Linked DNA regions of Homo sapiens: region 2 is linked to region 1. A link is an interaction called in ENCODE POLR2A ChIA-PET data of the cell type or tissue named here. Cell type or tissue: A673. All regions are shown on one strand.

Region 1 (5,000 bases):
CAACCTCTGTAGTAGCTGGGACTACAGGCGCCCGCCACGGGGCCCGACTAATTTTTTTGTATTTTTAGTAGAGACGGGGTTTCACTGTGGTCTTGATCTCCTGACCTCGTGATCCGCCCGCCTCGGCCTCCCAAAGTGCTGGGATTACAGGCGTGAGCTACCGTGCCCGACCATATGTAGCATTTTCATTGGCTTATTTGGGGAATGGTACCTCCTGGTTGTCCTATATCTCTCCTTGGATCTCTCACTCACATCTCTCTCACACTTAAAGTTTAACATAATTCCCACATATGTTCTTTCTGGCTTTTTGTTTTGAGAGGGAGTCTGGCTCTGTCGTCCAGGCTGGAGTGCAGTGGTGCCATCTTGGCTCACTGCAACCTCCGCCTCCCTGGTTCAAGCAATTCTCTGCCTCAGCCTCCTTAGTAGCTGGGATTGCAGGGGCCCGCCACCATGCCAGGCTAATTTTTTTGTATTTTTAGTAGAGACGGGGTTTCACCATCTTGGCCAGGCTGGTCTTGAACTCCTGACCTTGTGATCCGCCTGCATCGGCCTCCTAAAGTGTTGAGATTATAGGCATGAGCCACTGCGCCCGGCCCCCTCTGGCTTTCATGATTATTTTTCCTTCCACCATTTTTTCGTCCCATTGATCTCTTTTCTATTCGCTAATCTATCTTTCTGTTCTGATGCTCTCTGTATTTTTTTTTTGAGAAGAAGTTTCGTTCTTGTTGTCCAGGCTGGAACGCAATGGCCCGATCTCGGCTCATTGCAACCTCTGCCTCCTGGGTTCAAATGATTCTCCTGCCTCAGCCTCCCAAGTAGCTGGGATTATAGGTGCCCGCCACCAAGCCTGGCTAATTTTTGTATATTTAGTAGAGATGGGGTTTCACCATGTTGACCAGGCTGGTCTTGAACTTCTGACCTCAGGTGATCTACCCACCTCGGCCTCGGCCTCCCAAAGTGCTGGGATTACAGGTGTGAGCCACCGTACCTGGTCCAATTTCTTTGTATTATTTATTGCCTTTCCTTTGTATTTTGTAACTGGTCTCCTTGAAAAGTTATCTTTTTTTTTTTTTTTTTGAGACGGAGTTTCATTCTTTTTGCCCAGGCTGGAGTGCAATGGTACGATCTCAGCTCACCACAACCTCCACCTCCGGGGTTCAAGCGATTCTCCTGCCTCAGCCTCCCGAGTAGCTGGGATTACAGGCATGTGCCACCACCCTGGCTAATTTTGTATTTTTAGTAGAGACGGAGTTTCTCCATGTTGGTCAGGCTGGTCTTGAACTCCTGACCTCAGGTGATCCACCCACCTTGGCCTCCCAAAGTGCTGGGATTACAGGCGTGAGCCACCGTGCCCGGCAATGCTAGGTATTCTTTTAAGCACTTTATAAATATTAACTCAATCTTCTCAACAATGTATGAAGTAATTGTTATCTCTACTGATGAAATTGAGGTACTGAGATATTAAGCAGCTTGACATAATTGTTCATGCTGAATATACCTCTCAAAAAACATGAACATTTTTCTATGTAACTACATCAAAGAAAAGTGACAATTTCTTAATATCATCTAAGATCTAGTCTGTGTTTAAACATCCGCAATTGTCCCTAGAATGTCTTTACAGCTAAATTGTTCAAATCAGGATATAAGTAAAGTCCACACATTGCTTTTGGTTGTTTGCTTAGGCCTCTTTAATCTGAACAGTTCTCTTCCTCATCCCTTTTTTTATGACCTTTCCTTGACCTTGCCTTGTTGAGAGGGAGAACCAATTGCCTGCAGAACGTCCCCTTTTGAATTTGTAGGATCAAAGCTCTATTTCACTGTTAGCTTGTTTTAGCTCACTTCTGGCTATAGGTGGCCTCAAGCATTCTGTTTGTTTGTCCTTAATCATGTGATATTTTATAAGATTTCTTTCTACTCACTTAGCTCTTCTAAGTTCATTAAAACCCTTGCTTGCCTTTTACCTTATAATACTACATACCACTGTGTTCTGGAACAACTCCCCCCTCCCCCGCTTTTTTTTTTTTTTCCGTTCAGGACTTCTGACATGTCTTTTAGATAGTATATGTCTGAGAGCTCTAAAATTCCTAACTCTGTGTTGTCAGGGTCTGTCTTTCCCCCAACTTCACTGTTCTACATCAGCATAGTACTGCCACCTAGAGGAACTTCTGAAAATTTGTGACATTTTTCGTTTGTCACAGTGACAGTGACTGGGGGCTGTACTGGCATATATTGACCAGAGGCCACACTTGGAATCATCCTCAACAACTAAGAATTATCTTACCTAAAATGCTAATAGTGCCTAGGTTGGGAACACTATGTAGTCGATCCTAGTTAACTTACTCTCAGCATGACTGACACAATGTGATACACCAGCACGTAGTAGATGCTTAATAAATATTTGTTGCAGCTGGGCACAGTGGTTCATGCCTGTAATTCCAGCACTTTGGGAGGCTGAGGTGGGCAGATCCGAGGTCAGGAGTTCGAGACCAGCCTGGCCAATATGGTGAAACCCCATCTCTATTAAAAATACAAAAATTAGCCGGGCGTGGTGGTGCACGCCTGTAGTCCCAGCTACTTGGGAGGCTGAGGCTTGAACCTGGGAGGCGGAGGTTGCAGTGAGCCGAGATCGCACCACTGCACTCCAGCCTGGCCACAGAGCAAGACTCTGTCTCAAAAAAAAAAAAAATTTGTTGCATAAATGAATGCATTTTGAAATTTGACTTTTGTAAAGCAGACTATTTTGCCAGAAAAAAAAATTCACAAAAGTTAACTATTTTGTTAGAAATCCTTTAATTACAAGTGAGAAAAATTCAGCTTATACTGGATTATGTAATTGAAAAGTCCAGGGGTATCTGCCTTCAGAAATTGCTGGATCCTGAGGGTCAAGTGGTATTATCTATACTTAATCTCCTTTAATTTTTTGACTTTCTACTCTGGGTATTGACTTCACTTTCTGAAAGGCTTTCTCCTCAAGGTGGCGCCCAGCAGCTCAAGGCTTATATCCCTCTACCCTCAAGCCCAGCAGAAAAGATAATTCTCTTTACTCAACAGTTTAAACCCATACTTTAATCTTACCGGAGTTATTTGCAACATCTGTGCGTCTCTAAACCAATCATTGTGCCCTGATGAGATGGGGTACATTGGTGGGTCAGGCTGGATTGTGTCTTTTCCCTCACCCAAGACAGGAATTGAGTTAGCCCACCTGATCCAGATGCCTTTATCAGAAGAGGGAATGGATGCTGAGCAGGAAACAAACCACACACATTTCCACTGTACAAACCATCACTCTACAAAATATCACAAAAGTATCCATTCAGTCACTGTCACCTGTGCTAGGCACAGATTTTAAAAGTATAATTATGCAATGTAATTTTAATGTAATTTTACAGTATTGCTCATATATTTTGAATATCTTATGATGTAAAGCATCATCTCTTTCTTACCACAAAACTAGAAACTAAGGGATATTCCAAACAAAACTGAATCCTTTAATTAAATTCCACAGGTATTTCTTAAGGCCTACTTTTGTTATCAAATTCCTAGTAAAATAATTGCAGAGCAATTCAAGATAGTATGTATCAAAATGCTAAATTTAATCTGACTTCTAAAATGAGGGGCAGACAGTATGTTCTGCCAGTCGCGGTGGCTCACGCTTGTAATCCTAGAACTTTGGGAGGCTGAGGTGGGCAAATCACTTGAGGTCAGGAGTTCGAGACCAGCCTGGGCAACATGGTGAAACCCCGTCTCTACTAAAAATACAAACATTAGCCGGGTGTGGTGGCATGTGTCTGTAGTCCCAGCTACTCGGGAGGCTGAAGCAGGAGAATCGCTTGAATGCAGGAGATCAAGGTTGCAGTGAGCTGAGATTGTGTCACTGCACTCCAGCCTGGCACTGGGTGTCAGAGCGAGACCCTGTCTCAATAAATAAATAAATAAATAAATAAATAAATAATAAAACATGGTGCAGACAGTACCCTAGGCCCGCTAGGCTTTGCCTATGGGGAAAGTGAATGGGCAGCAGGAAATAATATTTATAGACAATGTTATCTCTCTGAATATATGTTATGAGTATGTAGCTGCTGTTGTTAAAAATTAAATGTCTATTAATAGTATTTTTGGCCACTGTTATTTAGCAGATACCAAGAGAAACTCATTTTTTAACTTAAAAAGGACTTAATTGCCTCAAAAAGGCTGGGATTTCTGATTCAGGCAATCAAATATTCTTGTTACAGAGATACCTTTTCCCATCTCTCTCATCCTCTCCCAAGTCTGAAATACCTCCCTCTGCCTTTTACTGGAAAAAATCAGAGGAAGAAGAGAGTATGGCTAGAAAGGCAGGTGAAGGAGAAAACAAAGGGAGAAGGAGACAGGGAGAGGGAAAAGAAGAAGAAATATAGGAAGACGAAGTTGATATGCAAGATTTGTTGAGTGGCTGTTGTTTAACAGGAAAGGTCATGTGGGCATGAGGGGGTGTTTCACTTTATATATTGTCCTTTATGTTTACATTGATATTACTCCATAATCAATAGTCAAATACATTTCAGTCCTCATCCCAACTGAACTCAGAAGCATTTGGTACTATTGTTCATGCTTTCTTTCTTGGAATTGTCTTTTTCATTTTTTTGAGATAAGGTCTCACTCTGTCACCCAGGCTGGAGTGCAGTGGCACTATCTTGGCTCACTACAACCTCTGTCTCCTGGGCTCAAGAGATCTTCCCATCTCAGCCTCCCAAGTAGCTGGGACTACAGGCTCATGCCACCATGCCCAGTTAATTTTTGTATTTTTTGTAGCGATGGAGTTTCACCATGTTGCCCAGGCTGATCTCACACTTCTGGGCTCAAGCAATCCGCCCACCGAGGCCTCCCAAAATGGTAGGACTACAGGCATGAGCCACCGCACCCGGCTTTTTCATTATATGTTGTAATTTTATTTTCTCCTGTAGCAGGAGAGAATACCTGTTTTTCTACTTACTCTTTAAATGGTGTTTCCCAAAGTTCCT
Region 2 (5,000 bases), 140 kb after region 1:
GGAAGTGATGGAGGAGGTGGTCTAGGAAGAGGGATTACCTATAGCCAGTGGGAAGGACAACATGCACATCAACACAGCTAAGGCAATCTCTGTAGGATGCGTGCAGATACAGATAGGTTTGTAGATTTGGTAGGGAAAATTGAAGGGGATGTCAAGAAAAATTTGTATTTTCTCTGTGAAGAAGATGTGGCCAGAGTAGTTAATGAGGATTTGAGGAAAAGGGCAAGGATTGAAGTATCGTTTGTGGAGAATGAGAGAGAGAGAGAGGTCAATATTAGATTAGGCAAGTATTGATGACTGGGAATTTGTAGTATCATCAAACTCCTTAAATTTATAAGTGTATTATGTACATGAATATTACTCTCTAAAAATCAGAAATCAGGGATCATCTGTTTTGAGGGAAGGTATAAGAAAGATTTGACTCTTCTTTTCTTAGGTCCTCAGTTTTGGTATGTGTCCTAATAAGAGCATTTTCATGGCAAAATTTAAGAACACTTTTTGACCTTGAAGAAAGGATTACTTTAACACTACAAAATATATGTCCTTTTTGCCATGACTGAAGAGAGCCTGCTGTCCTTACTCAGGTGTCCTTAGGTAGGCACATTCTTTCTGCTCTGCTAAGCATTCTTTGGACAGTAGAGTTAGACTGAAAGTGTTAAACAGGCCCTGAAGATGAAAGACTTCAGTTTGCTGACTTTGAATTATAAGAAGGTTAATATGTCCATTTAACTAGAAACTCTAAATTTCTGTGTCCCATTTGACTTTTAGGAGTGTTTACTTGAGGGCATAGAGCTCTTTGTAAGACTGAAGGGATCTTTTAGTTCAGGTACTTAAATTTTTTTCTTTGTTAGCTGCAAAACCATTTTGAAAAATAAAATCTGGCATTAGCAAAGAGAACTATTCTGATTACAGTGGGCATGCAGGATGTGGAACCCACCCACTTATCCCTCTTCTTTCCCCTCCTCCTCATCCTACTTTCAGGAAGTTCCCCTGAGACATCCTCATTGAATCTGGTGGCTCCATTGAACATTGTTTGAAAAGTACAATTCTAGGTGATCACAACTATATTGAATTTCATCAAAACATGAAATTCTTAAGATAAATTAACTGTTGTTTGAGGATAATTTTTTTCTTTACAATTAAAATAGGCAGGTTAGTATCTACTTTAACCTAAAGTATAAATTCTTACCTTATATTGATAATTTTAGTGATAGTATATACTAATTTTATCAAGGAAGCTCAGCAAAAATCACTGCTAAATATATTACAAATCTGGGATTTGAAAAGCCAAGCCCTTCTTTTAATTAATTTTGCTGACCAGGATTACCAAAGTTCGTTAATGTGGAGCCCTTCACTAAGCTCATGAGTAGAACTGTTCTTCGTTATCCTCAAAGGATAGACATATGACTGTGGCAGAGAGGATTAACTGCCCTGACATTGAGCAGCCATGAAAGCATGTAGTATGAGTTACCAGGATGTTGCTTTTCCATTAGGGTATGACTTTGCCTAGGGCTGAAAACATCCATAAAGATGGGATAGAAGTTTTCAAGAAAACCATACTTTTATGTTGGAAAGCAAAGTATTGATAAGGTAGAAAAGCCAATATAAGAAATGGTTAAAAGAGGGTTAAACTGGAGTATGAAGAACTTGCTAACAGAGTTATAAAGACAAATTAAAGAGGGCCGTTTAACTTGAGTTATTGTTAATAGTCAGCAATGCAATGAGGTGGATATTATAACTTGGTTTTACATTTGATGAAATGGAGGCTCATAGAGGTTAAGTAACTTGTCAAACTCATACTGCAAATCACCAGCAAATGTGGCAGAGCCAAAATTCAGATCCAGATCATTTTATTTTAAGACCAAAATGGGCTGGTGAAGTCAGACCAAACAAACAGACAGCTAGGATAAGATGTAGTTGAGACTGGAGAGACATAGCAAGAAAAGGGCTGGTCTTCAAAATCAGAGAGTGCTACTCAAGTCAAATACCTGCAATGGCTCACTGAGAAAAAAGTGGCTTTGAGAGTCCAATGAAGGTTTATATCCTTAGAACCTGCTTCCTGTTTAGTCACTTCCTCTCAACCTTCCCTCTAAAAACTATAATGATTAGAGGACTGTCTCTGCAGGGCTTAGGACTTATGCCACCAAAAGCTGTTAATATTGAGGTCAGATAGGAAGATCTCTGGCTGGCTGAGGACTCCCCATGGTTTTCCTGACTTTGTAAGTCTGGCGCATTGATTGGCTTTCATTCCAAAACTCATTTCCTGCTGAAGGTGAATCAGCTCAGTCTGGCCAGTGTCCCTGCCATCTTCTATTCTGCTGTAGAGCCCTGAACCACACATTAAGATCTGTACCTATGGCACATGAAATCTTGTTCTAGTTATACAGAAGAAAATCACAAAAGGAAATGAGAATAATTAAAAGGGTTAAATATGAAATCATATGGACCAGATATAAAATTTTGTCTCAAGTTTTTAAAAGTTATTTTCAAGGCCTAGGAGGACCACTGGGACGACTGGAAGAAAATAGCGAAGACTAAACTTTTTAGATACTGGGGAATAGAATACCTTGCATTAACGTGATTATTGATAATTGTATATTTCTGTTTGCATGTGATGCCAAAAATCTTTTGTATACTTCAGTGGTGTTAATTTCCCATCTACTTGTGTAAACTAGGTGTAATCTTTGAGCCATTTCCTGAAGTGATGGAATATTCACCCTTTGTTCTGGTCAATAATTGTAACATAATTTGCTTAAATTTAGATAACTGAAGCTTGGTATTTTCTGGAATTCTTTTTCCTGAAGAACATACATAATTGGGAGTAATGATAGAGTTAAGTTTGTTAATCTTAATCCATTTATTGTTTCTAACCATCAAATCAAATGGGAGATTTCTAGTCTCTCATCTAAACTTAATAGATATCTTATCCTTGTATTACTGTAACTGTATTTTATATGCAGTTCTTGTGACCACAGAAAATAATTCTCTTTTGTTTCCTACTATTTTTTTGTTTTGTTTTGTTTTGGGTTAAAATGGTTTATAATCTACATTAAAACTCTTTTCTGTCCTTATATGAAAAAAGATGAAAATGAAAACTCAATAAACCAAAGTAGCACGGATTTTTCTGAAAGAAAAGAACTGAATTTTGGGGAAAAAGTATTCACTCTGTGATGAGCGTTTCTGTACCCTACCTGGAACCAATTCCTTATTTTGTGGTCAGTCTATGTATAGCAGAGACTGTGTCGAAGGTATTGGTATCTGATAAAAGTGAACAAAGTTCTAATGAGCTCATTCATTTTTTTACTTTTTTCAAAGCAAAGATTTTTTTCTTCCTTTCCCACAATTTCTCCATTTAATTCATACACATTAATTGTAATTCTAGAAATGCTAGTAATTCTCTATTATAGTTACTATGATGGTCATAGAATTAATTAAGGTTACAACAGTAAAATTTGTGTTAATTATTATTAACCATATTCTTTAGTGTTAAAATTTTGCAAACAAATAAATAATAGAATAAGCATAAGTTTCTACAAACTTATATGAATCACAGTGATCTCCAATATCTGCGTTTACATGCTTAGAGGCAAAACATATAAAGAAACAGGAACTTAGCCTAATCAGTGAACTAAATCTGAAAATACGGATCTCACAGAAAAGATCATGCCCTCCTCAGCGTGAATCTGGCCCGCTTCATTTTGCTTTCCTCAGCTGGGGCTGTTCAGTGGTGCAAAGAAAACATTGTAAAATGCTTACGGCTTTTAGAAGTGCTTCTGAGTTCTTTAAATAATGGTAAGAGTTGCAAATCTTATAGGAAGGACCTGTCACAGAAAAGCTTTATTCAGTTGCACAGGGAATGGTGAACTCGTTACTGAGAGCTGCTCTAAAGAGAAACACTTATAAGAAAGGGGTACTGAAGTATTCATTATCGTAAAACTTAAAGAGAACAAATGTGTGTTTCATTGCACATCTAAACCTAATATCTGTAAAGGGGGTCTGTGGCAGCCAGCAGAGGGAGAAAGTGAAATTCTGCAGACGGATAAAAAGGAACTTTCAACACCCAGCTTATTTTTTTGGCAGAGATTCAATGCACTGGGAATTGTCCAGCAAAATGGGTTGCACTTGGCAGATCTGCAAATATGCATATTTCTGCTCAGTACCATCAGGCAAACATAGAGACTTCCAGAGGAACTAATTATCTTTTGTCTTTTTTACCTTAGAAAGAGGATAATATTTGGAAGACAACTATTAAGAGATTTTAGAGGCAATGTTTAAAAAAATGTTGAAAGAGAATTCTATATTTAGCCTTCTTTTAAAAAGTTTTTAATACCCATTTGTGCTCCCAAAATAATTTATCATAATTGGCAGAAGCTCAAACCATTTGGTTTATAATTTGAAGACTTTTGTTTATTATTTGCCTTTTTTTTTTTTTTTTTTTTAGATGGAGTCTCGCTCTGTCGACAGGCTGGAGTGCAGTGGCACGATCTCAGCTCACTGCAACGTCCGACTCCCGGGTTCAAGCAATTCTCCTGCCTCAGCCTCCCGAGTAGCTGGGATTCCAGGCATGAGCCACCATGCCCAGCTAATTTTTGTATTTTTAGTAGAGACTTTAGTAGAGACGGGGTTTCACCATGTTGGCCAAGATGGTGCTTTTTTTTTTTTTTTTTTTTTAGAGATGGTATATCTCGGCTGGGCGCAGTGGCTCATGCCTGTAATCTCAACACTTTGGGAGGCCGAGGCGGGCGGATCACGAGGTCAGGAGATATAGTTAACTAATCTAGTTAGCCATCCTGGCTAACACGGTGAAACCCCGTCTCTACTAAAAATACAAAAAATTAGCCGGGCGTGGTGGTTGGCACCTGTACTTCCTCATACTCCGGAGGCTGAGGCAGGAGAATGGCGTGAACCTGGGAGGCGGAGCGTGCAGTGAGCGGAGATCGAACCACTGCACTCCAGCCTGGGCAACAGAGCGATATATCTCACTATGTTGCCCAAGCTGG

What was found. ChIA-PET counts read pairs that join two places held together with the same protein. Peaks named below come from ENCODE experiments on the same cell type or tissue, not always from the same donor. Only the 100,000 strongest peaks of a DNase experiment are listed, where the experiment ranks them.
Region 2: POLR2A ChIA-PET joins it to region 1 with 5 read pairs; 2 of 35 experiments call an interaction of 5 or more read pairs at or near these places.

What each region holds. Positions count from the first base shown.
Region 1 is chr4:112,763,648-112,768,647 of GRCh38, forward strand. It overlaps a transcript of ANK2 not described here. Among named protein-coding and RNA genes, the nearest start is that of MIR302CHG, 120 kb to the left of the region's middle. In A673, CTCF peaks have their summits at 2,154 (motif pointing left) and 2,972 (motif pointing right); DNase peaks (open chromatin) are centred at 2,144 and 2,994.
Region 2 is chr4:112,906,539-112,911,538 of GRCh38, forward strand. It overlaps a transcript of ANK2 not described here. Among named protein-coding and RNA genes, the nearest start is that of ANK2-AS1, 140 kb to the right of the region's middle. In A673, a CTCF peak has its summit at 3,998 (motif pointing right); DNase peaks (open chromatin) are centred at 2,163, 3,803 and 4,073; H3K4me3 peaks cover 919 bases; H3K27ac peaks cover 1,001 bases.